2 separate regions of the Mus musculus genome follow, and region 2 is linked to region 1. Evidence: chromatin loops called from intact Hi-C (ENCODE). Cell type or tissue: heart. All regions are shown on one strand. Links, peaks and the distances in the headings refer to the core of each region. The heading gives the core; the rest is flanking DNA.

Region 1 (15,333 bases), core at 4,423-12,422:
TACTTCAGCTCTAGTCTAGAGCATGTTTTACACCCCAGCTTTTCACTTACCTGTAAGGAGAAACACAGGTCTTCAGGAGTACACTCTCCAGTGGCCAGCATTCGCTGCGCTGCATCCTGCAATTAAAGGGGCAGCGATCCAAAAACATGAATACCAGTATGAGGCTTTCATAAAAACAAAACCTCCTGGCTTTGGAAGGATCACTGACTTCATCACAATGAGATTACGGGAGGGATGCACCCCCACATTGGCTTCTCCTTTTAAAATCTTTTTCCTCTTTAGGAAGGGATTGTTTTGTCCTGTACTGTATCCCAATCATTGCAGTAGTGCCTGGCACATAGACAATATCCAGTACCTGCTAAATGAATCTATTCAGCACCTACTATGAGCGAGCGCTTATGCAGGAAATAATGGTGAGCAAAGCAGACATGTCATTTTAAAAGCAGGGATTGCTCTCTCTCTCTCCTAACACTCACACTCACCTCAATGAAAGACAGAATCCCTGAAAACGAGACATCCATCCCCTTTACAGTGTATGGCAGCTCGACTAGCTTCTTGCCTCTATGTAGAAATGAATAAAAGCACTAAAGCCAGAGTCAGCTGGCTGCTCACCCTCCAGAACCCCTCCCATACCTCATTAACATAAACGAAAAGACGTCTCTAAAGCTGCACAGCCAGGGCTCTTCGCCTTCACATCCTCTTACCGCTTTGCCATCTGCTCAATGTTGTAGCCTGGACTGGGGTCATTGGAAATCTATCAGCAGGAGGAGAGAGAAGTAGAGAACCATGAATGAACAATGTAAAACACATTTTTCTCATATCTACTCAGCACTCTGGGGCTCCTCCCCAAACCAACAAGCAACTGGTATATATTTTTATAAACCATACACATGGACAGACACATTAGTAACAACTAACAGATACACATATACATAAGGGCTCAATTTTCTACCTATGTTAAATATAATGACAAAGACTAACTTTAGATATACAAGAAGCCTAAGATCTAGTTACTTCTTCTTGCCTTTTCCTTCTTTTTGTTTCCCAGACCCACATCTTATACACTCTACAGTCTCAGTCGCCTACCTTCAGCACCCGAGCAAAACGATCCAGGCAGTTTCCCACGGCGATATCAATAGTTTCTCCAAAGATGCGATAACGATGTTCTGAGTAGGAAATCACCTGAGAAGAGTGAGACCATGAAGCTTTCAGTCTGTAAAATGGGGTGTTCAGCTATGTGGAAGAAAATAGCATAGTGCTAACATGGCCACTAGACATTCCAGTAAGAAAGAAAGGGAAGCTGTCTATAGTGGCTCATACCTGCAATTCCAGTACAGGTATGGCTGAGACAGGCAGCCATGCTGGTCTACACAGTGATTGCTAAGGGCAGCCTAGACACATAGCAAGATGCTGTCTCAAGAAAACCACACCAGGAGCTACTAAAAGGCAAAAACACTTGCACATGAGCCTAGAGACCAGAGTTTGATCCCTTACCATAAAGTGGACTCTGAAAGTGTGTCCCCTGATGTGCATATATACAATAACATGTGTGTACCCACATACCCACATCTCACATACACAAAATAAACCCAGATATTTTCAAGATATATTACATACATGTATAAAGTTGCCAAATAATTAAAAAAATTTTTTTCTTCCAAGAACCAACCAACTGGTGCTTAATTTGTAGCCCACACACCAAAACTGTAATGATGCAGAGGATGAGTACGGCCCCTGGGCAGGGACTGCACACAAATTCTTGAAGCATCTCACATTATACAGCTTAAGAAACAAAACACACACACACACACACACACACACACACACACACACACACACACACACACACACACACACACACACACCTAAAAATAAGGATTTAAAACAAAGCCGGGCAGTGGTGCTGCCTGCCTTTAATCCCAGCAGTTGGGAGGCAGAGGCAGGCGGATTTCTGAGTTCGAGGTCAGCCTGGTCTAAAGAGTGAGTTTCAGGACAGCCAGGGCTATACAGAGAAACCCTGTCTAAAAAACAAAAACAAAAAACAACAACAACAAAAAAACCAACAAAAACCAAACCAAAACAAACAAAAAAACCAAACCCAAACTAACAAAAAAAGAATTTAAAACAGGCAAAACTGAGTTTGTTGTGGTGACCTACACAGACATTCCGTCAGAAATAGAAAAAGGTGAGCCAGGCATGGTGGTGCAAGTCTGTAATCCCAGCACGTGGGAGGAGTTCAGAAGATCAAAATAGTACAAGGGAAGCTGTCTACTGCATTGAGTCCCTGCCACAGTCACATCACACAGTAGCTTGTGATCCCAGTTGCTTAGGCTGAGGAAGGAGAACCACAACTTTGGGGCTGGGTTATCTGGAGACCCTGACTTTTAGAAAAGAGGGAGAGCAGGGTGGATAAATGAAGGGAAAAAAAATATATTTATAGGGCTGGAGAGATGGTCCAATAGTTAAATGCACTAACCGCTGTTCCAAAGGACCTGGGTTTGATTCCCTGCACCCACACAGTGGCTCACAACTGTCTATAACTCCAGTTCCCAGGGATCTCATAACCTCTTCTGTCTTCCTGAAGCTCCTATGTGCATTCAGGCAAAACACCCACACAAGTAAAAAGAGAGAGACATTATCTTGAAGTTAAGAAACCCACATTCTTTTCTTTTTAAATGAGAAATTCTAGCTGTATGTATAAAGTTCAAATATTCTAATTTGTCTCCAGAGCTTGCAACTTCATATCTCTGTTGTATTCTCTATAATATCTTAGGTCTGAATGAGCCTGGTTTTGCTCTTGCAGCTCCTATAACTCAGGTAGAATACCTTAGCATTAAGATGGAATACAAAGAGTCCTCTTAAGTACCTGGGTATTTCCTCCGCTCACATACAGGACAGTTGGGTTAACGGCTCCAGTGATGAGACGGCCCATTTCAATGTGGCCTATGCAGTGGTTCACGCCAAGCAAAGGCTTATTCCACAACTGGGCCACTGTACGGGCAACAACAGCTACAGAAGCCAATGGGGATCCCATGCCAGGACCTGACAGCGTACAAATGTGGTTAGAATCCTAGAAATTAGGAAAAGTATGTAGAGAAAGTAGATTTGAAAATGTGTAATGGTGGTGGTCTGTACCCACCACCCACATACTGCCCTTGCTGACAACTCTCCCAGACTTACCTTTGGTGAAAGCAATACAATCAATGTCCTTGGAGGTCAATCCTGCCTCTGTTAGCGCCTCCTGCAGTAGGTCTAGGATAACAGCTCGATGGTGCCTGGCCGTGTCACCTGGAAGGAATCCTAAGGAAAGGCATATAGAACATGAACTACAAGAAGGCAGGTGCTAGGCTGGTGCAAAGGGATCTGTGATATGGGGCTATGAACCTTAAATCACTAATTTTTTTTGTTTTGTTTTGTTTTTTCGAGACACGGTTTCTCTGAATAACCCTGGCTTTCGGGAACTCACTTTGCAGACCAGGCTGGCCTCAAACTCAGAAATCCGCCTGTCTCTGCCTCCTGAGTGCTGGGATTAAAGGCGTGTGCCAATACATTTTTATTCATCAAAATACAAACCACTTTAACACACTTTGCCAACAAACCAGTTAGTTGGGTGGTGGTGGTGCAAAGCTTTAATCCCAGCAAGGCAGAAGCAGGTGGATCTCCATGAGTCTGAGGTTAGCCTGGTCTACAGAGTAGGACAGCCAGGGATTTGTTGACCTTGTTTCAAACAAACTAACAAACACACAAATAAGCCAAAAAGATGAGTTTATTCCTGCAACAAACCAAAGTTTTAACAAACTCTTGGAAAGCATGCTCTGCATACCGCTCACTGTGGGAAAGCATGCTCTCCCTGCATACTGCTTGCGGTGGGAAAGCATGCTCTCTCTGCATACTGCTTGTAGTGGAAATGTTTTCCCTGAGAGAAGTTGTCAAGGTTCTGAAGACACGGTGGTCAGCTGATGAGAGGTCGGGTAAATGTGGTGGATAAAGCAAAGCTCCACTTTGGTCATTCAGATTTGAAGCACTGGTTATGCCACATGCAGTCAGGCATTGCTCTGAATAGGGCTCTTTCTGCTGACTTCAGGAGTTACAGTTTTGGTGCATCTCAATGATCTGCTGGGTACCCTTCTCAGATGCCATGGTTTCTCTGGGATTCAGAAAGCTGTAGTGGGTCAGAGCAGCAGCAGACCACCAGTGACTGGACTGTTTTTGGTGAAAGTCTGGCTTTGGGGCTTCTCAGTCCAGCCACTAAGCTGGCTGTGACTAGTTTTCCTGTACAGTCTACTTGTTGTCATCACAATCTGAGAAATGGTTCATGCATGAGAACTGAAAACAATGGCTGTTCGATTTTCAGTCTGTTTATGAGGCATCAACTTACTGAGGGTTTTTTTGTTTTGTTTCATTTTAACTTTTCAGCTGTTTTCAAATATTCGATAATCACTGATTGGTCCATTCTGACTTCTTTGGTATGTATTTCTTTAGCTGTAAGGTCCGCTTCCACAACTGTTCTCAGTATACAGGTCGTAGCCAACTTCTGATAGCCATTTCAGTGCTCGGTCTGTCTCCTCTGCAAGTTCTTGAACAACCAAGGCTCTGTTTGTTAGCAGTTCCAGGGACCAAATATTAGGTATTGCTGGTGTTCCAAGCTACCCCCACTGCTTTCCCTCCCTCTCTAAACTCAGAGTAAATGACTTGATTCCATTTTTTATTGTTTATCTTGAGACAAGGTCTTATGATGTAGCCCTGGCTGGCCTGGAATTTGCTATACAGACTAGGGTCGCCCCACACTCAGAGATCTGCCTGCTTCTGCCTCCTGGAGTACTGGAATTCCAGGTTTATGCTCCCACACCTGGCTTTAGTCTTACTTTTTGTCTAACATCTTTTCCATAGTATAAGACAAATAAACAGCAAGAAATGTCATTAGCCAAAAATAAATAAAAAAATAAAAGCTCTTCAAAACCTAAATGTGGTAAATGCACATTAAGATGAGATATAATGACACTGAAGGGAAAGAGCCCCAATCTCATTGGCACAGGGGACAACTTCCTGAACAGAACACCAATGGCTCAGGCTCTAAGATCAACAATTGATAAATGGGACCTCATGAAACTGGAAAGATTCTGTTCAGGCAAAAGACACAGTCAATAGGACAAACTGGCAACCTACACAATGGGGAAAAAATTGTCACTAATCCCACTGATATCCGAAATATATAAAGAACTCAAGCTAACCACTAAGAAACCAAATAACCCAATTAAAAAATGGGGTACAGAGCTAAACAGAGAATTCACAACAGAAGAATCTCGAATGGCTGAGAAGCACTTAAAAGAAAAGATCAAAGTTCTTAGTCATCAGGGAAATACAAATCAAAACAACCCTGAGATTCCATCTCACACCAGTCAGAATGGCTAAGATCAAAAATTCAGGTGACAGCAGATGCTGGCGAGGATGTGGAGAAAGAGGAACACTCCTCCATTGTTGGTGGGATTGCAAGCTTGTACAACCACTCTGGAAATCAGTCTGGCGGTTCCTCAGAAAATTGGACATAGTATAGTATAGTACTACTGGAGGATCCCGCAATACCTCTCCTGGGCATATATCCAGAAGATGTCCCAACCGGTAAGAAGGACACATGCTCCACTATGTTCATAGCAGCCTTATTTGTAATGGCCAGAAGATGGAAAGAACCCAGATGCCCCTCAACAGAGGAATGGATACAAAAAATGTGGTACATTTACACAGGGAGTACTACTCAGCTATTAAAAAGAATGAATTTATGAAATTCCTAGGCAAATGGTTGGACCTGGAGGGCATCATCCTGAGTGAGGTAACACAATCACAAAAGAACTCAAATGATATGTACTCACTGATAAGTGGATATTAGCTTAGAAACTTAGTATACCCGATATATAAGATACAATTTGCAAAACACATGAAACTGAAGAAGAATGAAGACCAAAGTGTGGACACTTTGCCCCTTTTTAGAATTGGAAGCAATCACCCATGGAAGGAGTTACAGAGACAAAGTTTGGAGCTGAGACAAAAGGATGGACCATCTAGAGACTGCCATATCCAGGGATCTATCCCATAGACAGTCATCCCAAACGATGACACCATTTCATACACTAGCAAGCGTTTGCTGAAAGGACCCTGATATAGCTGTCTCTTGTGAGACTAGGCCGGGGCCTAGCAAACACATAAGTGGATGCTCACAGTCAGCTCTGGGATGGATCACAGGGCCCCTAATGGAGGAGCTAGAAAAAGTATCCAAGGAGCCAAAGAGATCTGCAACCCTGTAGGTGCAACAACATTATGAACTAACCAGTATCCCGGAGCTCTTGACTCTAGCTGCATATGTATCAAATGATGGCCTAGTCGGCCATCACTAGAAAGAGAGGCCCATTGGACATGCAATCTTTATATGCCCCAGTACAGGGGAACGCCAGGGCCAAAAAGTGGGAATGGTGGGTAGGAGAGTGGGGGGCGGGGGTATGGGGGACTTTTGGGATAGCATTGGAAATGTAATTGAGGAAAATACGTAATAAAAATAATATTAAAAAAAAAGAAGTAAAAAACCAACAAAGACACGTTTTAACGATGTAGAAAAACATACTCTACTTGCCTAGGTTTTAAGACATCCTCTTTTCTTTTTTTTCTAAAGATTTATTTATTTTATGTATGTACACTGTAGCTGTCTTCAGACACACCAGAAGAGGGCATTGGATCCTATTATAGATGGTTGTGAGCCACCATGTGAATGCTGGGAATTGAACTCAGGACCTCTGGAAGAGCAATCAGTGCTCTTAACCACTGAGCCATTTCTCCAGCCCAAGATATTCTCTTTTCAAATCTCTACTTTTGAGACAAGGTCACAACATAGGACAGCCTTAAACTCAGATCCTGTCGCAGTCTCCCAGGTGTCACCATTACAGACTGCACCACACACTCTGTTAGCTTTCCAACCTCTACATAGGCTACTGGGGTTTCAGAGATGGTGCTGGTCCACACACAATGTTCAGGAGCAATCTGAGTTTTACAAACTTCCTACTCTTTGTTAACTTTTCCTGTAATTCCATAGAACCCTATGAAAGGTCATATCGTTGGACTTAACATATGATAACTACAGCACTACAACTGTCAGTAGCTTCCCTTTAACCACACGTATCTCAGCCTCTGTGCTTTAGAGCCTACAAGAGTGAGTCCTAAACACACATATATTTCTACTATGTAACCTGAAACATTTCACCTGCTTAGGGAGCCTTCAGAGGTACATGCAGGTTATATGTGTGTGCAAGTTTTGGGAGAGGGTAGGCAAAATACAACTTGTAACTATATTGAGAGTCGTGCAGTGCCTGGTGCTTTTCACATAACTGTCCAAACCCACTGATACCCATTTCCATTCTAAAAGTACCGAAAAACAGACACCTAAAACAGATCGAAAATACAGGAACTCCTCCAGCTTTCCCTCCTCGTTGTAGATTACTTTTATATTTATCACGGTGCAGTGTAAACCAATCTCTATGTGCATCTACAGCGCTGCCTCGGAACACATATTTTCGGATGCTTAGCTCATTAAAGTTGCTCGATAAAATCAGAATACAACCGGGGGTAGTGGCTCATGCCTTTAATTCCAGCAGTCAAGAGTCTACACAGCAAGTTCCAGGTCAGTAAAGGTTACAAGGAGAGACCCTGTCTCAAAAAAATGCATGAAAAAACCCAAAAACAAAACCTGAACGAACCCACGTGACCTAGCCCCAGGTGTCTGACTCTTCTAGTCAAAAGTTACCAACCAAACGCACAATCAGGGGAGTCTGGAGTGGGGAAGCCTGTAAAATCTGACATAGGCAACAGTGTGGAATATCGGACAGAACAAAACTGGACAAGGAGCCGGGAAGCGCGGCCGCAGCCACTCACCGGTGCCCGGGGCCGTGACGTAAGTGCGCCGCGGGTTCGCCAGCACCGTGCCGTCGCGGACCACGCCCACGCCGATCTTGTTGGCGCTGCCTTCGAACCCCAGCACCGCGGGCATGGTGCCTCACGGCTCCCGGTCGTGAGGCCGAGTGACGAGCTGTAACCGGCACTACCACGAACAACCCAGAACCAAGCGAAGGGACTTTCGGGCGCCAGAAGTTATGTCACGAGGTGCCAGGAGGACCAATCATCGCGCTCCAGAACCACGTGGGGGCGGAGCCCTCGAATCACGTGACCACACCAATCGCCCACGTGGGAACAGGCAGACTCCATTCTTTGTGCCGTGAGGGTCTCTGGCTTCGTTGGGAGGTCAGGTACCTTGTTCTAGCGCGTTTCGCGACCCTGCTCGCTGAAGGGCCTAACGCGGGCGAGGGGCTGCATTGCTCGTGGCGGGCCAGGCCGGAAGAACCGCAGCCCCGGGTGTGCAAACGCCTACGGGAGGCGCCTCGCTGCCTCTCCTTGTGTTTTGATTTCATCGTTTCTTATCTGCAGGCAGCGCAGTAAACACTGCTTCGGTGCTCCAGGAGCCTAAGGGCTTTCGTCACAGCGATGCCAAAGCGGGGAAAGAAAGCGGCGGCCGACGACGGGGAAGAACCCAAGTCGGGTAAGCGTGCCCAACCCCACCCCCCAGGCAAGTTCAGGGCTTTACTAGACCGCCATGAATTACGGTAAATATGGACCAAGTTACGTTGCTGGGTTCCGAGAAGTTTGTGTAATTAGAACGCCTAATGAGGTTAGAGTTAACTCTGGCCTGAGGTTGGAACTGCCAGCTCTTACTACTTTACCCATTTTATAGAGCCAGAGACCAAGAAGAGTAAGGGGGCAGCAAAGAAAACCGAGAAGGAGGCCGCGGGAGAGGGCCCTGTCCTGTACGAGGACCCTCCAGATCAGAAAACCTCACCCAGTGGCAAATCTGCCACACTCAAGATATGCTCCTGGAATGTGGATGGGCTTCGAGCCTGGATTAAAAAGAAAGGTTTGGATGTGAGTACAGTTCAGAATCGGGAAGTAGACCTTTCTTGGTTGACTCGTCTTAAGGACCAATCATCTTGTTTCCTTTGAAACGTTATTTTTCGCGTCTGTAGATGCCCCCCCGGGGGGTTGGTGGAGGGCTCCTAAAAGCCTATATAAACCCCAACAACTCCCTCATTTCATTTTTTAAAAAAACTAGTCTAGACTGTTTGCCCCCCCCCCCCCCGCTTTTGGGTTACTTAGCATATCCTCAATCCCAGTAACTACTTAAGATCCAAATGGGAGCGAGCGTTCTGCAGTTGACAGCACATTGTGCTTCCGAAGGTTCCAGTTAGGTTTCCAGCACCCCAGTCAGGTGACTAACGGACACTCACTCACATACAAGATTTGTTTATATTCTGCTGCTCGAATGCCTTCTGTGTATAGCATGTAGCACATAAAATTTTAATTTTCCACATTTCCATTCAGTGGGTAAAGGAAGAAGCACCAGATATCTTGTGCCTCCAAGAGACCAAGTGCTCGGAGAACAAACTCCCGGCTGAACTGCAAGAGCTGCCTGGACTCACCCATCAGTACTGGTCAGCTCCGTCAGACAAAGAAGGATACAGTGGTGTGGGCCTACTTTCCCGCCAGTGCCCGCTAAAAGTCTCTTATGGCATTGGTGAGACCTTAATGACATTCATGTCTGAATGTTCTTCAGTTAACTCTACTACTTTTTCTTAGACCTTTCTTAAAATTTTTACACTGGTTTTTATTTTTATAGGCGAGGAAGAACATGATCAAGAAGGCCGGGTGATTGTGGCTGAATTTGAGTCCTTTGTCCTGGTAACAGCCTATGTTCCCAATGCAGGCAGGGGTCTGGTAAGACTGGAATACCGACAGCGTTGGGATGAAGCCTTCCGAAAGTTTCTAAAGGACTTGGCTTCCAGAAAGCCTCTTGTGCTATGTGGGGATCTCAATGTGGCTCATGAAGAAATTGACCTCCGTAACCCCAAAGGAAACAAAAAGAATGCTGGCTTTACTCCCCAGGAGCGCCAAGGTTTTGGGGAACTGCTACAAGCTGTACCATTGGCTGACAGCTTCCGGCATCTCTACCCCAACACTGCTTACGCTTACACTTTCTGGACTTACATGATGAATGCCCGCTCTAAGAATGTTGGTTGGCGCCTTGATTACTTTTTGCTTTCCCACTCTCTTTTACCTGCATTGTGTGACAGCAAGATCCGGTCCAAGGCTCTTGGCAGTGACCACTGTCCCATCACCCTTTACCTAGCACTGTGATACCCTCCTGCAGTAGCTTCCTGCCTGGGAGATGGCTCTCTCTGCAGAAGTCTGGTGTTTTAGCCTTCAGGTGTTTGGTTTTGTATGTGCTCCCTCATTTTAAACATTAAACCAAACTTCTGGTTTCCTTTAGACAATCCAAGAGAAATAAAAGGCCCTACTTTCAGCTTGGCTTTCTTTGTCCCTTTGTGAAAACTACATATTCCCTTTTTCATACACAAAAGTTGTTAAGTGGGAAAGGTTAGAGTCATGACATTATTTATTTACAAGCACAGATGAGTCCCTAACCTCTCCCAAGACAGTGACCCTACCTCAGCCCAGTTCAATACTGCAACTGGAAGTAAAATCGGAAGGAGGAATTCAGGGAAGTACAGGATTAGGGGAACATATCCCATATTAAATAGTTATATATATACACATCAGTTCCTATAGTTCTGTACAGAGCAGTGGCTTACCCCACCCCACAGGACGAGAAATGTGGGGAGAAGAGACTGGGTATTGAGGCCAGAGCCAGCCCCTGGTGAAGTGCAATAGCAGCAGCAAGGTCCTAATGGTGCACAGAGGGAGGGGAACACCCCCTCCCATCTCCCACCCCAACCCTGCCCTGGAATGTATTAAGGGACAGGAATGGTTCTCGGGAGCACGTACAGGAAGGGCATGGCTAGAACCATCTTTAGGATCCAGGCTTAGGGGCAATGTTGCCTATTTACCCTAAACAGCAACCCCTGGAAGAGAGCAGCCAGCCAGCAATGGTCTTACCTACCCTTCCAAACATAAGGAAGGAAGGGACTGCTTCCTTCCTACCTCTCCCCAGGGAAAAGGGAGGCAGCTGTTTGGCTTCCTTGTAGAAGTCCAGAGAGCCTTTTGTAGTGTTACTGTTGGTACCAGGCAGCGGTCAGGCACAGACTGCATCAAGGGGCTCAGGAGAAGTTCTGGACAGGATGGCTGACCTTCATACAAGCCCAATAAAGGGCCCGACCCAAACATAGAACAGCCAACAAAATGACAAATGCCCAGGCTGCGTAGATCCCTCCATATTGCTGTGCATGCTTCCATGTACCAAACTGACAGATGAGGAAGAAGAAAAAGATGAGGTTACTTTTGGTATCTACTATTTCAAAGTCCTAGAAACAGTAATGCAATGCAAACTTCTGTCTCTGTACCCCAATCACTTGTAACACCTTCAGGGGTCTTTCCAAGATCAGGTGGTTTAGTGCTTCCTTCCCTTAAGCAGTAAAGTACTCTGCCATCCCAGGCATCTGCCAGCATTTCTCACATCTACTGAGTGAACCAGGATTGCTGATAACTCATTTCTTTCTCCAGAGTGGGGACACTGTTTAGCTTCTTAGTTTATTAGTGAATTTTAACTTTAGTTCACCTCTACCTAAAAGTATACTCCCCCTACATCCTATCACCAGACTCATTTTAGGTTTTTATTTTATAAGGCAAGGGTCTCATGTTGGTACCCTGCACAGCCTCAAATCCTATAGTCAATGGCCTTGAAATTCTATGCTCCTGCCTCTACCTCCTAGGTACTGGGACCACAGGCTTGCACCGCCATGCTCAGTTCTGCTCAGTTTGTGTGGTGCTGGATGATCGTGTTCATGCAAGCTAGGCCAATACTTTTACCAGCTAAGCCACATTTGCAGCTGGCAACAACCTACTCCCTCATTTTGTATTATAGATGGGGTCTTGCTATGTAGCCTGGGCTACCTTAGAACTGCCTGTATTCTTTGATTACAGGGACAGAACCCAACACCAGCTCTCTCACCATTCTTTAAGGTATCACCTTCTCAAATCTTAGCCTGTGATGAGGCTGGTAAGAGGTTTGCATTGAGGCTACTCACAGCAAGGCCAGTGGCAGTGACTGCCAAGAGTAAACCAAGCAAGAAGCAGCAAATACATCTCTTCCTAGGATATCGTCTCCCAATAGATGACCTGTGGGGAGCCAATAGAAACTGATATTTGGAATAGCCCTGTTGATTTTATGCCACCCACCACCCAGTCACCAGTACAATCCCTAACCACTTACACTTTTCTGCAGTGAGGGCATCGTGCCAAGGTTCGGTCTGTGAATTCTGTCCACTATGGAAAAAGAAGAACAGCCATAGAAAGAAGGCTCTCCTCCATGAGAACCCGAAAGCAGGGGGGAGGAGGAAATTCTTTTCAGGATTTACTACTATTCCTAGTACTTGCCTCCTCCAGGGTTTCCCAATATCCCTCCTCACCAGAAACGTGTTCTTGCAATGTCCACAGATGACCCTGACACCCATTGGCTGTGGCTCTGGACTCAGAGGTCCTGGATGCACAGGCCCTAGGTTGATGATTCTTTTGCTATACAGGGGGAAAAGTATGTTTTTAAAATTCTTAGTTCTATTTGGATCTGATGACACACTGCATCCCAGCACTTAGGAGGTGTAGGCAGGATGACTAGACATTCAAGGTGCTACTACACAGGCCTTCCTGCCTCCACTTCTCAGGTGCTGGGATTGAACACAGGCATGCACCACCTTGCCCAGCTCTAGATTTTTGTTTGTTTTTTTGTTTGTTTGTTTCCCTATTGCTTTACAACTTTCCTTACATATGGCCTTCTCTTCTTAGGTCTCTTACCAGTAGGGCCGAGGGCAGGCAATCCGCTGAGAAGTCACTTTGCAGATAAGGAGACAATTACAGGGGCATCGGACATACTTCTTTCCTGGAGGTGCATTCTTGATGGGCTAGAGAACAATGAATAAAGGAACAATGGGCATTTCAGCAGAGAAGCCCATTATCCCAGTCCTCTGCAAGGACATTACTGAGAAAGAGAATCAGACATTTGAGATATACAAATGTTGCCAGCAGAGTAGAGTGTGCCTGTGAGACTGGGGCAGGAAGATTGCAGAGTCTGATGGGAACCCGGGTCATTGTGAGATCGTCTCAGAAAAGCAGAGAACCCCAAAATACAAAAATCAAAAGCAACTGCAACAACTGCCAGTGAGAACTACACTTCAGGTCCAGGAAAGATCAAAAAGTGAGAGCTTGGTGAACGTTATTTTTAGTGAGTGGCTTCTAAAGAAATGGCTGCTGCAAGATGCAGGAACTGAAAGTTTCATGAACAGGGTGTTGAACCAGAAAGAGGATCCAGGAAACAAGGCCCATTCTGCAGATAGTTATAACTCACAGTGGCTTCGTTGCAGACACCACATTTGACTACATGCTGATGCATCTTGCCTTCCACGTTGATCGGAGACTGACAGACGCGACAGGTAATCATGGGGGCACTCCCACTATCCGGGCTAGTCAAGGGTGAGTAGGGGGGTGGGTCCTCTCCAGGCAACACGGCTGGATGTCCCTCAGGGAACGGGGGAAATGCTACGAAGAGGAAGCAGATAAACCCAAAATCATCATTCGAACACTTCCCACGGATGCTCCACGGACGTGGGGAACCCTCTGAGTAAGCTCGATCCGCTGCTCACAAAAAAAGCGCTCAGATCAGTTTCCTCAAAACCCGCTTTCAGGCCAGGCTTAGGCAGTGATTGCGGACCGAGGATGCCTCGCCCCGTGACAGGTGCCACGGGGCCACACCTGGCGCGGAAGCAGGCTCCGCCCCCTGACCCGATCCGCCCCTAGGCCTGCGTGCACCTCAGACCTCCGGCTTACCCTGGGGCGGGGCATGTTTACCGGCTCCGTACGGAGGTGCGGAGGGCGTCAGGCCTCCACCGGGCCCGGTCGCGCTCCCGCCCGGGCCCGCTAAGCCGTTGCCACCAGCGCCGCCATCGCCGGCCTCGGAGAGCAGCGGGGAGCGCTCTCCGTCTGCCGCCATGGCGACTCCCGCTCGGTCAGCGACCAGCTCCCGCCGCCGCTGCCACCGCCGCCGCCGCCGTCGCTACCGGGTCCCTAAGGCGCCTGCGCGCCGCGTTCGCCCGCAGCCAGTGCCGCCCCGCTCACGTGACAGGCTGGCCCCGCCCCTCTGCGCTGTCATTCGTGGACCTGAAACAGTTCCCGGTTTGTAAGGGAGCGTCCCTTCTCCATTGGAGAGAGACGTGTCACGTCACTGTCACATGGTCTTCCCGTAGCTGCTGAGTCCGTAAACACTGCACGTGACTCGAAGTTGTGCGAGCGATTGGAAGTGGGGCGGTCGCGCTACCTCCGGCCCAGGTGGGCGGCTGCCCCGCACGCGTCACGTGCGCAGCCTGTCGCGTGAGTCGCTCCTCATTGGGCCCAAGTCTCCCGTGGGACGTAACCCTATTGGCCCAAATTTAGCGCCAGAACGTGAGGGCGGCTGCCTTCTGGCTGGCAGGGCTGGTATCCTGGGCCGCGGGAACCGCCCTAAAACCTGGACAAGAATCGAAAAGCCACCGGGAGCTTGAGGGCTTAGCACGCTTGTCTGACTTGGCACAAGGCCCCCGAGTAGTGGTGATGTGGTTGCGTATGCCTGTAAATGCAACACTTGGGGAGATGAGTTAGGAAAGGGAATTCCAGGGTAGCGGAGAGAAACACTGAACTACACAAGGAGGATCAGAATACAAGAGGGCGGGGCACTGGGAAGATGCGTTAGCGGTTAAGGGAACTTTCTGCTCTTTCAAAGGAGCCTAGTTTGAGTCCTAGGGCCGATGCTACCTGTAACTCTACCTCCTGGAGATTGTGCACCCGGCAGCTACATACACGTGGCTTAAGTGCGTGGGCACACACACATATATATAAAATAAAAACGTCCAAAGTTAAAAAAACAGAAGGTCACAGTGTAGGGCTGTAATCCCAGACTATGGAAGATGGAGACAGGAGGATCAGACATTCGGGTTTGGCTAAGAGTTTGAGACCAGCCTGAGCTATATGAAGACTGTCTAAAAGCCTAGTGCGCATGCTGAGTCTGAGGCTGGCTAAAGCAAGAGGATCATGAGTTTGAGTCCGATTTGACTCACAAACGGAAATGAGAGACTGTTCCTGTAGGATGGTTATGGTGATGCTATCTGGTGAACTTAATGGTAACCATGCTGGAAGCCCTAGGTTCCCTTTCAGCGCCTAAAAAAGATAATAATAATAATTTTTTTTTAATTCTGAAAATGTGCTGTACTACCACTGCTACATCCACAGTCTTTAGTTTTGAGACAAGATCCTGGCTTGGAATTT
Region 2 (15,333 bases), core at 3,293-11,292, 160 kb after region 1:
CAATATTTGGAGACCGTTTATTTATTTTATTTTATTTTTTGTTTGTTTTTAACCTTTGGTTAGCAAAGGCACCATGAGAGAAGGTTTCTTTAAAAGACCTCAAATTCTGGCAATGAATGATGGGCCAAGGCTGTTGTCTCAGCAGTGGAAGATGCAGGCAGGAGGCTCAGGAGTCATCTTCAGTTACACATTAAGTTCCAGACCAGCCTGAGACTCTGCCTGAAAACAAAGCAAAACAAACAAATGGCCCCAAACAAGCAAACAGAGAAATGGTGCCGTCTCTGACTTCAAATCTGTCCTAGGACATTTGGTTCTGGTCTTAGTTTGGCTCAGTTCTTTTATATCACTTCCTAGTGGTTTGTGCAGAAATAGAGGACGATGAAGACAGAGATGCGAAATGCAGGTGACACTGTCATAAAATTTCGTTCAGAGGCAGGCAAGAGCCAACAGAGTTTCAGTTCTGTAATGCCTCCTATCTTAGGGTCTGACCACCACAGAGAGTGTACAGATTACATCCGGAGCATCCGCGGTCAGCTTGAGTCCTTTTCTGGTCACAGACATAGTCTAGAGGCAGGTGCTCAGAAAATACATATTATACCAAAGAAAGAATGAAGACGAAGTAAATCAGTCTTGGGAAAGAAAACACTGGCAGTGGTGGGATTCGAACCCACGCCTCCGAAGAGACTGGAGCCTAAATCCAGCGCCTTAGACCGCTCGGCCACACTACCAAGCTGTCTGCGCATTTCTGTATACACTAACTATTTACTTGATTCCATTTCTCTTTAAACTGCAATCTGAAACCCAGATTTAAAGGACATCCCCCCCCCCCCCCCCAGCGCTAGAGTGAGCGGATTACACGAACTACCCTCCCGAGGTGGGTCCTGCAACCAACCCTTCTGGTCGCACCCCAGAGAGGGCTGTCTGCAGACTGATCAATTCCTCTGCTGAAGTTTGTCCAGTGTGTCACCAGCCGCTGCAGACGCGTTGTGCACTGCGTAGAAGCCGAGATGGCCGGCGCCCGCGGGAGATGACAGAGACGCTCTTCCCTAGGGGCTCATGCAGACTGAGTGAACCGGGGTGGGCGCTGCTGGAGGCATCCAGGATTCTAAGGTGTCAGCATGATCTGGTCTCCACTCGCCCTAGTACCATACCCCCTTCCCCGCGCTAGAGGCTTACAGGTCTGCGACCTGTAGAATCAGGAGCTGTGACGCATGATTTCGGGAAGAGTGACCACACCGCAGTTGTAGTTCATTAGAGCTTTTGGCATGGGACCCACCAAACACGGGCCTACGTGATCCTTGCGCAGGAAAGGAAGTCCCCTGGCTCCTGATCACAGCTGGTGTAAATCACAGGACATCGCTTTGGTGATCTGACCCTTTTGTTTGTGTGTGTAGCAGTAGCTGAAAACTGAACCCATTACTGCTACCTAGAAAAACTGGTGACTATTTCAGCAAAAAGATTGGGATTGGGAAATATTTGAACGAGATTTGCATCTTTAAACGGAAATTGTGTTTTCCTGGTAATATTCAAATCACATCTTCCATTTGACCAAATTCCGTACACTTGGGGGAAATCTCCACAACCAGGCAGTAAGCGGGGAGGCTGTATATGTTCCTGATCCTTGCTTACCTCTTTTGCAAACAGTGCAAAGTTGAAGCCACCCAGACCTAGCCCAGCTCTGTTATTTTCTTGGGGGGGTCATGATCCGGCTCTTTTTCTCCACCTATTAAATAACTAAAAGGTAGGGGAAATCTCTGACGCAGCAGGCAGCAACAGGTATTTTGAAGAAGTTAGTGAGCACATGTGCATTCACACAGGGGCGGGGTGAGGGAGCGCACGCATACAGAAAGACACCCCCCCCACCCCCCTCCACACAAAGTGGAAATGGGAACCAGAAAATGAAATGTGTTTTCCCCTGGACGGTTTAAGTTTGTTTTTGGTGGCATAGAATGGGACCTCTCCACTCGTTTTGGATTGATCAGGCTAAACAAAGGAGGGAGGGTGCTGCTGACAGTCAGACCAGGAACGTCAGGGAATCTAAACTGGCCCTAAATGAACCTATCTGAGGATGAGGAGGAAACTGAGTTTACCTTCTTTATCTGTGCTCCCTTGCCACATCTGTCTCCCTATCAGGGATCTGTCTAGCTCCTGGCCCCTCACTTCCTTAAGGCTAGAAAACCGTTTCTCTTTCTGAATCTGTCGCTCTTCTCAGAAGAGATTTTACTCTCCTTGTGTATAGGGAATGTCTTGCTCTTTGAAACCAAGAACGGAGAAATATCCAGTTCAGAGATTCCCCAGAGTGTCTAACTTTAAAAAATTATATTTTTATTTATGGATACATATGTGAGCATGCAGGAATACGTGCATTACCTGTGAGCAGGAGCCCTCAGAAGCCAAAAGAGGTCACTGGGTTACCAGAAGCTGGAGTTAGGAGCAGTTGTGAGCCACCAGATGAATGCTGGGACCTGGGTCCTCAGCAAGAGCAGTAAGTGCTCTTAACTGATGTGCCATCTCTCTAGCCAAGAGCACAGACCTCTCAGGAGTGATAACTTAGTGGATGACATATGAAATTTTAACTTCTTTTAAATTTTTAGTTTTGGGGCATTTGAGATGGCTTGGGGAGCCTTTACTTCGCTTGCTTACCAGACAGTCTTGAGTTTTGGTCCCCGAATTCATGTAAATAAAGGTGGAAGGAAAACTGACTCCTCAAAGTTGTTCTTTGAATTCCACAAATATATGAGACAGACACATCAACAACAACAATAAATAATAAAAGACAAATCTAGTTGGCGGTGGCAAAATGGCTTAGTGCAGCAAGCCATCTTTTTATCTCCAGAACTCACATGGTGAAAGGGCCTCTGACTCCGTGTTCCAGCTGTGGCTGTAGCATTCGATGTGTCCCCCCACACCCCTTAGTAGATAAATGTTTTAGAAATAAAAAATTGTAAAGCCAGGTGTAATGGGGGTGGGGAAGGGAGAGGCAAAGGCAGGAAGATTTCTGTTGAGTTCCAAGACAGCCAGAACTACATAAAGACCCACCTAAAAAGCACTTAGCTCAGCACTCCATTGCCTGAGTGACTCAACTAGTTCAGCACTCTATCGCCTTCATTTCCAGGGCAATCAGGTTTCCCCTTCTGTCTTCCACCTGCACTAGGCATGCAGGTGGTGCACAAACCTACATGTAGACAAAACATCCACACATAAAACAAGCAATTTTAAAAAGTGAAAGTAACCTATTAAAAAGTTAGTTTTTACTACTGACTGATGGAGAACGTGCCTTGCTGTGTGCCCCTGGCTGGCCTTGATCTCAGGTTCCTTAGAGCTAAGATCCTACGGCCAGATTTACCAGTAGAAGCTACTACTCCCAGTTTAACTTTTATTATCTTGTTTTATTTGTCTTTGTAATGCTGGAAATTGAACCCAAGACTTTGCCGTTCCAGAAAGAGCGCTGCTATACTCGCAGACTTACTTAATATGATCTTACCATGACCTTAGTTCATGGACTGTAAACACAGATATAGTGTGTACTCAACAATGCCTGAATGTGCTCCATGCATTTCTTAGTTAGGGTTTTACTGCTGTGGACAGACACCATGACCAAGGCCGGAAATAGAACTTTTTTTTTGTTTTTTGTTTGTTTGTTTTTGTTTTGTTTTGTTTTTCCGAGACAGGGTTTCTCTGTAGAGCCCTGGCTGTCCTGGAATTCACTTTGTAGACCATGTTGTCCTCGAACTCAGAAATCCACCTGCTTCTGCCTCCCAAGTGCTGGGATTAAAGGCATGCACCACCGCACCCGGCTGCAAACATGTACACCCACCAAGGGCAACTCTTATAAGAACATTTAACTGGGGCTGGCTTACAGGTCAGAGGTTCAGTACATTATCATCAAGGTGGGAGCAGGGAGGCATGGTGTAGGAGGAGCTGAGAGATCTACATCTGAGTGCTGCTAGAAAAATAATGACTTCCAGGCAGCTAGGACAAGGATCTTAAAACCCATGCCCACAGTGACAGGCCTACTCCAGCAAGGCCACACCTACTCCAACAGGGCTACACCTTCTTATAGTGCCACTCCCTGGGCTGAGCACATACAAACCACCACACTGCACCTCCTGTTTCTCCCGCCCAGACCCTGACACTGCTGCACCTCTGTCTTTTCCAGATATACTGGAAATGAAGATTTCTTCCCCTCCTTTTCTTGGATATTTTCTTTATTTATATTTCAAATGTTATCCCCTTTCCTGTTTCCCCTCTGCAAACCCTCCATATCCCCTCCCCACCTCCCCCTGCTTCTATGAGGGTGCTCCCCCTCCCACCTACTCCTACCTCCCTGCCCTGGCATTCCCCTACACCAGGGCATCGAGCCTTCATAGGACCAAGGGCCTCTCCTCCCATGGATGCCCGACAAGGCCATTCTCTGCTATATATTTGGTTGGAGCCATGGGTCCCTCCATGTGCACTCTTTGGTTGGTGGTTTAGTTCCTGGGCACTCGTGGGGGGGGGGGGGTCTGGTTGGTTGATATTGTTGTTCTTCCTATGGGGTTGCAAACCCTTTCAGATTTTTCAGTCCTTTTTCCAACTCCTCCATTGAGGACCCCGTGCTCAGTGCAATGAATGGTTGGCTCTGTATTTGTCAGGCTCTGTCAGAGCCTTTCAGGAGACAGCTATATCAGACTCCTGTCAGCAAGCACTTCTTGGCATCTGCAATAGAGTCTGGGTTTGGTTACTGTATATGGGATGGGTCCCCATGTGGGGCAGTGTCTGGATGGCCTTTACTTCAGTCACTGCTCCACACTTTGTCTCTGTATTTCCTCCTTTGAGTGTTTTGTTCCCCCTTCTAAGAAGGACCAAAGCATCCACACTTTGGCCTTTCTACTTCTTGATCTTCATGTGGTCTGTGAATTGTATCTTGGGTATTCCGAGCTTTTGGGCTCCTATCCACTTATCAGTAAGTGTCTACCATGTGTGTTCTTTTGTAATTGGGTTATCTCACTCAGGATGGTATCTTTTAGTTCCTTCCATTCGCCTAAGAATTTTATGAAGTCATTGTTTTTAATAGCTGAGTAGTACTCCATTGTGTAAATGTACCACATTTTCTGTATTCCGTTTCTCTGTTGAAGGAGAAGATTCCCCCCCCCCCCCACAAGTAGCAAGGTATGATAGTGAATCACCTCTCCTTTCTGTCCACCACATTCAAAGGAAGCCTTTCCCTGTCTCTTAGTCTTTCCTTTGTAGCCCCTGGCTATCACAGCTTCGTGCTTACATGGCTCTCGTCTCCTGACTCTAGTTTCTCCTCCCTTCAGTTGCATTCCATGCTTGGTGAATTTCCATTTTCTATTTTCAAAAGAGTCTAATGCCATTCCTGTAACCTAGCCTGTCTCATCTCTTGTCAGTTTGAGGAGGGTGGACCAACAACTTTCTAACTGTATAGCTCTCAATGTTTTGCTATTCCTTGGCCTTTACTCATCATTTTTGTCTACCAAGAATCTTCCAACCCTCGGATTGGACAGATCTCAGCCTTCTCTAACCTGAGACTCAGCCTCCCTTTCTCAGGGCCCTCCAAATTGTTTACTTGCAAGTTACACTGGGTGCGCTTGCTTTTCATTCCGGTTTCATGACACTGAAAGAATTTCTCCCCAGAAACCTATGACAATGACTTCAGATCAGATTCCAACTCCAGTTTGGAGAACTGGCTCAGTATTTAAGGTTTTTTTTTTTTTTTTTTTTTTTTTTTTTTTCCCAAAGAGCGTCATCCCAACAACTTACAATAACTGTAAGAAAATCTGGCGCCCTTTTATGACAGCCACGGACACCAGGCACCCTCGTGATGCACAAAAAAAAAAAAAAAAAAAAAAAAAAAAAGTAAAACAAATAAATAAATACACCCCCCCCCAAATAAAAACAGAAACAAAACAAAACAAAACAAAAAACCCGAGGGGGAAAATAAAATAGTCAGCGAAGTACATTAATTTAAAAAACGAACGAACAAACAAAACACCAAACGGAATCCCTATCTAGCTTCTAGTGTAGAGCCTAGCACAGAAAGGCAATTCGGAGAATTTGGAGTCTCCTGAGTGAAGGAACGCATTAAATGGAAAACTGGGAGTTTCTTGTTCTGGCATTGAGAGGAAGGTATCTGTTAAGAGGTGTGTGGCAGAAGTCTGGAGTCAAGGACAAAAACCAGAGTGAGGCAGGCTTCTTCCCCTGCGCTGGATTTCTGTTCCGGATTTCACTGAAGGACATGCAGGTGGTGGTGGTGGTGAGGGGGCGGTCATATTTCTTCAAATCTAGGATAGTAGTGATTCCTGTCAGAATCCTCTACTATACCATTCCCAGTGAGCCCAGACTGAATTCCAACACCGGATAAGAAATGGACTAAAATATAATTTTAGTTTGCTTGTTTTCTAACGCCCCCAAAAAACCAGCAACCGAATCCTTTTCTAAGAAAGAGAGAAACTGTGATCTGTGTGGCCCTATAGCTCAGGGGTTAGAGCACTGGTCTTGTAAACCAGGGGTCGCGAGTTCAAATCTCGCTGGGGCCTGAGTCTACCTAGACTTTTGAGCACAGGATTTTCTGGCAGTCTGTCGCTAAACTTCCAAAAACGTCGTTGGCTTTTTGTTCCAGTGCAATCCCACACCCCTGCGCGCTCTGCACTCTGAGAAAGGGGGGCAGCCTGCTATGCGCACGGAGATCGGACGAAGGGAAAGTTGATCCCTTACAAAAGTTGGGCAGAAAGAAGTAGGACTGGCCCCCTCGTGCTGTACGGGGAGGCTACAGGTACAGGAGCCAGAGGCCTGGGAATCCAGATACTTCACTGTCTCGCGCAGGAAATAAAGCACCGCAGTTGTCGTGAGACCTTGGTCACTAAACCATGGAATGGACTCAAAACGGCTGTGGCTATGACTTCCAGTAAAAAGAATGGCCTTTCTCCAAGGAGAGCTTCTTTATTGATAAGTGCTGAGGTTAAACCTGGGATCTCACCCAGGCTAACCACAGTTCAAGCCACGCCTCCAGCCCCTGGGTTTCTTAGCTGTGGTGGCATCTCACGCCTCCCACCTGCAGAGTGTCGCGCGGTTCGGGTGCATAGCGCTTGTTTTCGGATCTCTGGTGCCCGCTTCACCGCATGCGTGCTCCCACCCGGAGGCGGGCATCCTTAAAGCTCTGGCGTTGTCTGGAGGACAGGACGGCGATCCCGGCAGGGTGTCCGAGTAGAGCTCCACATACCCAAAGCCACAAGTAGGGCCGAGTCGGCTAAATGGTTTCCTACCTACTGAAAACCACTTTCGAAAGAGCACTGCTTGTGCTTCCCTTCGATAGCTCAGCTGGTAGAGCGGAGGACTGTAGTTACATTCGTTGCAGCCATCCTTAGGTCGCTGGTTCGATTCCGGCTCGAAGGAGTAGCCTGTCTTTTGGGCTCTCAACCCCTGAGATAAGCTGGCTCTTTGTTCAGTGTTTGGTTGATCATTGCTCGTCCTCACTAACATTAGCAATCTCTCTTTCCCGAAAGTGGTTTGCTCAATCACTATACCTATCTCTAATTGAACAGTTACCAAAAGGAAAATGAGTCTTGGAGTTTGGTTTCTGGCTCCCTCCTTGTTTAATTTTAGTTTCCGAGTCTACCGTGCCGCCCCTTATCCGAAGTCCAGACATCAAAGACTCGCAAGGTACATAACCTTGGGCTTGTTTGTGTACATTTTTTTTTTTTTTTTTTTTTTTTTTTTTTTTAGCGCTCTGATGGCCAGCAGGGACCTTGATTTGCCGAACGTTAAAACCTCTGACCCCGGTGATCGCCCCACTAACTGGCAAAGTGACGCTTTATTTATTTAGGTATTTTATGTAGCATTTGACGTGAGTTGTTGACGAGGCTGGAGGAGTATAAAGTTCAGACGGATGAAGTACTTTAAACAAGGGAAGTGAGATTGAAAACGCAGTTCTTACTCAGGAAAACTGCGAAGGTCTACAGAATATCGGAATAATAGCAAACTTATCTGCCACCAGCCTACCAGGCTACCCGCAGCCTCCTTCTGCCCCCAATATTTTGTTGTGCCTCCTTCTTGCCTGCCTACATGTAAGATTTTGTGGCTGCAGAGGTGGTCGCAAGTATGTGGAACACGCCCTGCGCTTGTCGGAGACTCAGGACTCCGCTGCCCTGCATTTGGGCTCCACTCGAAGAGCGCAGCGCCAACTCGGCTCGCTCCAGTTCCTTCTGGAGTTAGCGATCACGCAGGCCTGTGACTTGAAATCTGAAAGGCTGCATCCTCTGATCCCATTCTGAACCTTGAGTTATTCGGGAAGTGGATAGAGAATAAGAAGGGATAGGTCAGGAATTAATGGATGGGACTTGACAAAACTGGGTGGAAATAACAATGAAAGAAAATTTCTCCGAAACCGGAAACCGCTGGAACCACTTGGTGCCCTGCTGTGTTAAAACATGCTAGATTGATGAGCAAGCTGAGCTACCACATGGCTCGTTGGTCTAGGGGTATGATTCTCGCTTTGGGTGCGAGAGGTCCCGGGTTCAAATCCCGGACGAGCCCTGTACTTTTTACATCGTTCTTTTTTAGTAACTGATAGACAAAATGTTCACCACTCTACAAACTTTCTAGTGCATTGTCAGACCTACAAAAAGGAGCGGCACCACATGATATACAACAGAAGGGTAGCACCAAATTTCTAGATTCCTGAAGCTCCCCAGGGGAGAACCTTCCAGGGGAGAACCTTCCAGGGTCTTCCTGACAGTCATGGACGTCCTCGAGAAATCAACCAGTCCGATTTCTGTACAGAAACCCACCTTGTCTGCTTGGAAGTTAGAGTTACTGTTTTGGGTTTTGCAGGCAGACCCAATGGGGAGGGGCATCCTTGGAAGAATGGGGTGCGGTCCCAGCCACCGAGGCTGGAACGCCCACCCTCCACTCCTCTGCACCCCGCCCCAATCTGTTTGCGTGGCCAGGCAACGCCGACCTCACCCATATCGGGGACGAGATTCCAAAGGAAATTTCATTCTTCTATTCGCCATCCCAACAGGAAGGAAGGAGTGAGAAACAAAGCTGCCGCCTCCAGTTCCGGGTCCAGGTGGGTTTCTACTTCTGTCCCTCCAGGTTTGGCTTTGGAAGTCCCTTCCTACTAAGGACAGTTGTGGGGCTCCTGGGAGATGACTTCTCGACTTCTCAGGTCTGACTGCGGGGCTGAGGTGTGGTGGGGCTCAACGCTGTTTCCACAGTTAGCTTTTCGCATCTTGCCAGAGTCCAGCGTGGATGTCCATTGTCTAGAACCAGGGCTCATAGGGGACCGCAGAATCCGCGAAGGGAGGAATTCCAAGAAGCCCGCGTTTGCTCAGATAAGGAAAAATTTTGAGAGTTCCTAGGTTGATATCAGATTTGTTATGCAAGTCTGTCAAGGTTGTGCAAGGATAAGTGGTGTTTTCGTTTTTGTATTTCCTGTCTCCCTCCCTTAACTCATGTTTAAGTGTGTTGTGAAACCATTGGAGACCGGTCAACAGCATCCTCTGTGCCTTCTTACTGAACAGTTGGGATCCGCTATGTCTGAGACAGCACATCAAACCATGCCAGCGCAACGATGGAGCATCTTTATTTCGGATGGAGGATAGTAGAAACCTTGTCCTTTTATTGGGACATCTTCAGTGGGCCAGTCCTTCGGTCTGTGATGGCAGGAATCTCATAGCCAGTCCATACATGCAGTCGTTAGAAACTTCAGTTAGCAGACAAGTCTGAACAGCCTCTGGCAAACTCCAAAAAAGCTGCCTTGGCTATTCATAAACGAGCACCACCCAGCTCTGAGCCAGTTAGTGTTGCTAGTTGCAGCGGTTTCATTTCAAGAAATAATATAATGATAAAACAATCAGATGTTTTAGAGAGTTATGGAAATAATCAGTGTTAAGTAATTTTCAATACTGCTTTAAACATGAGTTTTGATTTTTCTAGAAATCATAAAAGTTGTGTCATGCATTGGAAAGCTTCCATTCACAGGGACACCAAATGCTCCTTCGTCAGTTAATGTCCCTTTCTTTGTTCTTCAGTTCCCTCTTCCTTACAGTGAAGGTTGAGAGATCATCTCATTTCGATCTCATGGGGCAGTGGGACCTCAGTCACATGATTCAGAGAAGGTGGAGTTGAAGCTTAGTTAAACAGGGGTGATTAGAAAACGTGAACTAGCTACAGTTCGAGATCAGGCCTGGGGGAGTCATCAGTTTGACAACGGCTTAGCTTGTCGGGGTTCGTGGTTCCCCCTCACCCCTGTTTTTTCTGCACCCCACAAAACGCCATAGAGCTGTCCACTGGAGGCATTCTTAGTGTGACTTCAAGCATGGATTAAAAAGTGTACTGATGCAGGCTGGTAAAACATGTCTTGAGATCTTCCATTGTGTACACATTTGAGTATAGAGCACTATATGTAAGCAGTTACTTTCAGAGTGGCTGCAAGCAGAGCCCAGTATGTTGGGAAGTAATGTTTAATTTGTATCGTGTTTGGAAATGTCCGATGTCATCAGGTCTTTGTTTCCATTCTCCCTGACCCAGGGGAGCCCCCACTCCTCAGGGGGCCCTCTGGTGAGCTTTCCTTTTCTAGTTGTTACTTCGTTACTGACTGAGTAGTATGTTAGCAGTGTAAAGGAATTTTTAGTGTCCCCGTGCCTTCTACTCTATAATGAGCCCTAAGGACAGAATCAAACATACACACTCTGTATAAAGAGAGGAATGTGCCAACACTAGAAATATCAGAAGAAGAATGTGTCATGGATATTACTGGCTTGGAGAAGAGACAGACAAAATTCCAGGAAAGGAGGATGGCTTTCAGGAGGTTAAATATTTTAATAAATACTTTTTAAAATTTGGTAGTTGTTTTATACGAATTAAAATTACCAACAAAGATATAATATTCAGGCCTGGGGATGTGGCTCAATGGTAGTCTATGTATCATATGTGAGGTCCTAGGTCTGAGCTCTGGAAAACACACACACACACACACACACACACACACACACACACACACACACACACACACACACATACACACACACACACACACACACACACACACACACACAGAGTTTTTCCTTCCATCTTAATAAATTATAAATTTAAAAAAAAATACCCATTTCTGTTTCAATATGGGCCAAATTGGGTAAAAATTAAAAAAAAAAGAAAGAGAGAAAGAAAGAAAGGAAGAAAGAGAGAGAGAGAGAGAGAGAGAGAGAGAGAGAGAGAGAGAGAGAGAGAGAGAGAGAGAGAGAGAGAGAGAGGAAGGAAGGAAGAAAGAAAGAAAGAAAGAAAGAAAGAGAGAGACAAAGAAAAAGAGCCCTGGCCTTTTGTCAGGGATTTGAGCAGGTTCTAAATCCCCCGAGGTGTCAGGTGAGGGGCCAGCGACTTCCTGGAAGATTGCTGACTGCTAATTGTCTCTGGCTGCTTCCTGGTACTCTGCTGACATTGCTCTTTAAAAAAAAGGAAGCTGCTGTGTTTGAGCAAGTTAATGTGTTAGACTAGTGGATTTTGTGTCTGTATGTGTGCTGTAGGTGTGGGTGAAGTGCCTCTGTTTTGTGGTTGTTTATCAGAAAAAGACCACATTGATATAATCATCTCTGGCTATGGGAGTTGGCTGATATTTCTCCTGGGAATTGATGAGGCCATCCAGGTTTTGCAATGGACTGGCTGTTCTCCTAACAATGAGTGGGTGACGACTCTAGCACTCAGTCCTTCCACATCTGTTTAAAAGTAATGTGTGATTAATTTAAAATAGGCACCACCATACATAGTATGTTTGCACACTGAGCATTTCGGTGACAGGTTGGATACCAGTAGAGTGGCCTCACCCTGAAGACCCTGAGTGCTATCTTTCTCTGTACTTCTGAAACAGTTTAAATGCTGGCATTTGTCAAAACATGCTTGGCACTTGTCTAATGGACACTGGTCAGGATGTGACTAGGTCTCCCTTTCAGGGGACTCTAGTACCCCAAAATTAGGCTATAACAGCTTAGTCTTCTTCTCATTTCCTTTCAGCTCACAGTTGGGTTGAGTGCAGGAGGGAGCAGACAAGGACAAAGGGGACCTTCAAGCTGGGCTGTGCCTCAACAAAGCTGAAAAGTGTTGAGGTTTGGGCCCTTTCCAAGTCTTCATGCCAGCCACTCTTCCTTCTCAAGCTGTCAGGCCCCGTTCTTAGGAAGTGTATCCATTGCGATGTGCACATTCTGGGCAGCTTTTGCTTGTTCGCTTGCTTGCTTGTTTGTTGAGACAGGATTTCTCTGCACAGCCCTGGCTGTTCTAGAACTAGCTCTGTAGACCAGGCTGACCTCAAACTCACAGAGATCCACCTGCCTCTGCCTCCCAAGTGCTGCTGGAATTAGGGGTTTGCTTTTTAAAAGACTTTACACTCTTAGAGTCTGCTCTGTGGTCAGGAACAAAAGCTCATTGGTGAAGGCAAACTAACTGATTTCAGAACTTTTTGCAGGCAAGTGTAGAACACTCCCAGGTTCATTGCAACACCTCCAATGACCTCATCAGACCCCAGGGGAAGCATCTTCCAGCTCCCACAGCCAGAGATTGCTCGGCTTAGCAATCAAGTTTATTTAATAACTGCTACCAAATCTTGCATCTCTGAACCTTTAAAGAGAAGCCCAGAATGTTTTTCGTGGTTAGAGGCTCTAGATCAGTTGATGAGGACTTATGTGTCAGTCACTGAGAATATAGAAATGAGTAAGTAAAAATTCTTCTCTGGAAAGGATCCACCCAATGGAGAGACACTGAGATTAACTAACTTAAAGGAATGTTGGCAGCCCATTTCTTCAGTTACACCAACGGAAGTGAATCCAGATCCATCCCGACCGTACTGTGGGTCCTTTATACCAGTGCAGTCTTCCCCAAGTGTTCCCAAGTCCGGGTGTGAACATGTCTGCAAGTCAGCGCCCCAAAGCTGCCTGCTTGCATTTTTGCTGCTTTCTGAGGGTTCCCTGTTCCTGCCACACAGAGGACCAGCCTTGCTGAGGGAGTCTGAAGATGCTGGAGTGCTGAATTCTTCCTCCTGCTACGGCGAGTCAGCTGATGCTCTCGTTTTTTTTTTTTTTTTTTTTTTTTTGTGCCCAGACTCACCTCAGACATCCCCAGCACGCTTCCACACAGTGAGAGATGCTTTGCCCCTGCCTCCACCTCTACTCCGCTGACAACCTGTAGGTCTCCCATCCCTATTTTTGCTTTTAGAAATTAGTACAGCTTAAATCACACATAAATATCTACACAATGATGGAGCAAAATCTAGAAATTGACAAGGAGCTAAAATATTGCAACTTTGCCCTATATACAAGATAAATGTATGGCAACTTTTAAAATTGTATGTATTTATTTATCTGCATGTATGTCTGTGTACCACACATATGCAATGCCCAGGGAGACCAGATGAAGGCATCACTACATATGGTTGGGAACTGCCATGTGGGTCTGAGAACTGAACCTGAGTAAGTGCCTGCAACCACTGAGCGATCTGTCCAGCCTTGAAGATGAATCTGTTAGAACAATTCTAGTAGATTTCTTCACTACCTCACTGTGTACTTTCTGGGTTTTAGAAGTCTGACCCCGTGGCTTGTCTACTCTTCGATCTTAGAGTTACCTCATAAGCAGAGCAGACATGCATAATTTCTTCTGTACTTGGTTCCCATAATGCTTAGATGTAGACAGCTGGTTTTGCAACTGTGCTTTAAAGAACAGGAAGCTGAGTAGCCATAAATATATATTCTTTTTTCTCCAGAGGATGGACAGAGGGAGGAGGAGCCCAGGAAGTGCTGTGTGTATTTCTGGGGGTTGGAGAGGTGGGGGCACAGTTGCCTCACTCCTTCCTTTAGACTTCTTTCAAAGTAGTTCCTGAAGTTGGCCTGAACGTCAGGGATAATATGTTTTTGGATCTATGGCATATGCACAGTGAAACTTCAGTCCTACCCTGAGCAAGGATAAGGACCATACACATAAGGAAAGAGGCAGCTTAGGAACAAAAGGCCGTGCTTAGCAAACATTATCATTGCTGAAAGAGATGTGTGGTCCACCAGGTGGTTAATATTTGACCCAGGCATGCTCAGGGGAAAGGTGAATGACTCCTTGTTTGCCCATGATTAGTGGCCTTGGTTTACAAGTCGCTGCCAAAGTAAAGATCCTTAGATAGGTTCTCCCCACCCCGTCACATGAGCACTGTATATTACCAGCCTGTGAGGAGCCTCTAGCTTCACACCGCAGGACCCTGTCTCCAGGAGCACGCAGCTGGACACATTCCCAGTCGGAGGAAAGCTGGCCAGCTTTGGTAAGATTCTTCCTTGTGGGTGTTCAACTCTCTGCTTCTTTTCCTCTGTGCTCTTTCTAGCAGTTCATCTATTTTAGTGAAACTGACTAACACCCCTTACGCTTTCTGGACTCAAACTTGCACATTAAAAAGAAAACGAGTAAGAGTTAAAATTTAAAATGAAAACAGGATTATTTGGTGTGGTTTGTATCTGGGAAGCAATTAATGGGATTTCGATCAAGGAGATGGAGATATAGGAGGGTTTCTTCAATTGTGATTAAAAGCCCCCAAAGGCTTAGGAAGCCATTTGCAGAAGGGCATGTGATCTGTCGTGTTTCCTCCATAACAAGCTTGGCTTGGCAGGAATAATAAGGAAAACCCCGAGTCTGGTGGTGGTGGTCCACACCTTTAATTTCAGCACTGGGGTGGTAGAGGCAGGCAGATCTCTGAGTTCAAGGCCAGTCTGGTCTATAAAGTGAGTTCCAGGACAGCCAGGGCTACCCAGAGAAAGCCTGTCTCCAAAAAGAAAAAGGAAAGAAAAGAAAAGAAAAAAAAAAAAAAAAAAAAAAAAGGAAAACCCGGAATCAGGAAGTACTTTCAGCAGTATTTCCTACTCAATTCTTTCCTAAAAAAAAAAAAGAAGGAAGAAAAAAGAAAAAGTTATGGACGCTCCTTAAAAACAAAGAGGAACATGAACCAAGATCAAAAGATGCTAGGTTGAGGGGAGAAAGGAGGAAAGACAGGAGGAAGACCAGGCACAGGGTGTTCTAGTCCAGTTGGACTGTTATGAAGATACACAAAGTAGGGAGAGTATACCTAGGAGAAGGGTGTTTATCACATTGCCACCCCAGCTGCAGGTAGTTTGCTACATGTCTAGTCTACATAGCACTGCCAACCCGGATTCCTGTGAGCACTACCTGGTTAAGAATGGGTAAACTGAGTCTGCACAAGAGTTGGAACTATTCCACTGCAGAAATCCGAATGACAGTCATTGTTGTGTATGCGACTAAGGTTCAGTACCTTTGGCCATGGCAGATTTACACCTGCACTCTCTAACAATAACA

The links. Hi-C counts contacts between places; a loop is a spot of excess contacts. Peaks named below come from ENCODE experiments on the same cell type or tissue, not always from the same donor. Only the 100,000 strongest peaks of a DNase experiment are listed, where the experiment ranks them.
Region 2: a loop joins it to region 1, with 2.1 times the contacts of the local background. A loop is called at or near these places in 4 of 42 quality-filtered maps.

Annotation. Positions count from the first base shown.
Region 1 is chr14:50,916,750-50,932,082 of GRCm38, forward strand. It overlaps Osgep (O-sialoglycoprotein endopeptidase), which reads right to left and starts at 8,144. Exons shown (of 11, transcript NM_133676.2): 1 at 7,915-8,144; 2 at 3,181-3,300; 3 at 2,867-3,042; 4 at 1,087-1,182; 5 at 705-754; 6 at 483-561; 7 at 51-116. The coding sequence starts at 8,029. It overlaps Apex1 (apurinic/apyrimidinic endonuclease 1), which reads left to right and starts at 8,200. Exons shown (of 5, transcript NM_009687.2): 1 at 8,200-8,280; 2 at 8,464-8,575; 3 at 8,768-8,955; 4 at 9,412-9,604; 5 at 9,707-10,439. The coding sequence starts at 8,521. The coding sequence ends at 10,224. It overlaps Pip4p1 (phosphatidylinositol-4,5-bisphosphate 4-phosphatase 1), which reads right to left and starts at 14,100. Exons shown (of 7, transcript NM_001033271.5): 1 at 13,864-14,100; 2 at 13,385-13,575; 3 at 12,835-12,941; 4 at 12,453-12,558; 5 at 12,257-12,309; 6 at 12,072-12,162; 7 at 10,466-11,288. The coding sequence starts at 14,026. The coding sequence ends at 11,145. RefSeq lists a promoter at 7,920-8,392. In heart, for the core only: no CTCF peak of the experiment used is centred there; DNase peaks (open chromatin) are centred at 8,152 and 8,812; H3K4me3 peaks cover 3,037 bases; H3K27ac peaks cover 2,128 bases.
Region 2 is chr14:51,082,184-51,097,516 of GRCm38, forward strand. It overlaps n-TTtgt1 (a tRNA gene), which reads left to right and starts at 6,467; the gene lies at 6,467-6,539. It overlaps n-TYgta10 (a tRNA gene), which reads left to right and starts at 7,306; the gene lies at 7,306-7,395. It overlaps n-TPtgg5 (a tRNA gene), which reads left to right and starts at 8,464; the gene lies at 8,464-8,535. Rnase4 (ribonuclease, RNase A family 4) reads left to right here and starts at 13,817. Exons shown (of 2, transcript NM_201239.3): 1 at 13,817-14,290. It also overlaps Ang and n-TLtag2. In heart, for the core only: no CTCF peak of the experiment used is centred there; DNase peaks (open chromatin) are centred at 6,528, 7,278, 8,488, 8,938 and 3 weaker places; H3K4me3 peaks cover 4,238 bases; H3K27ac peaks cover 3,199 bases.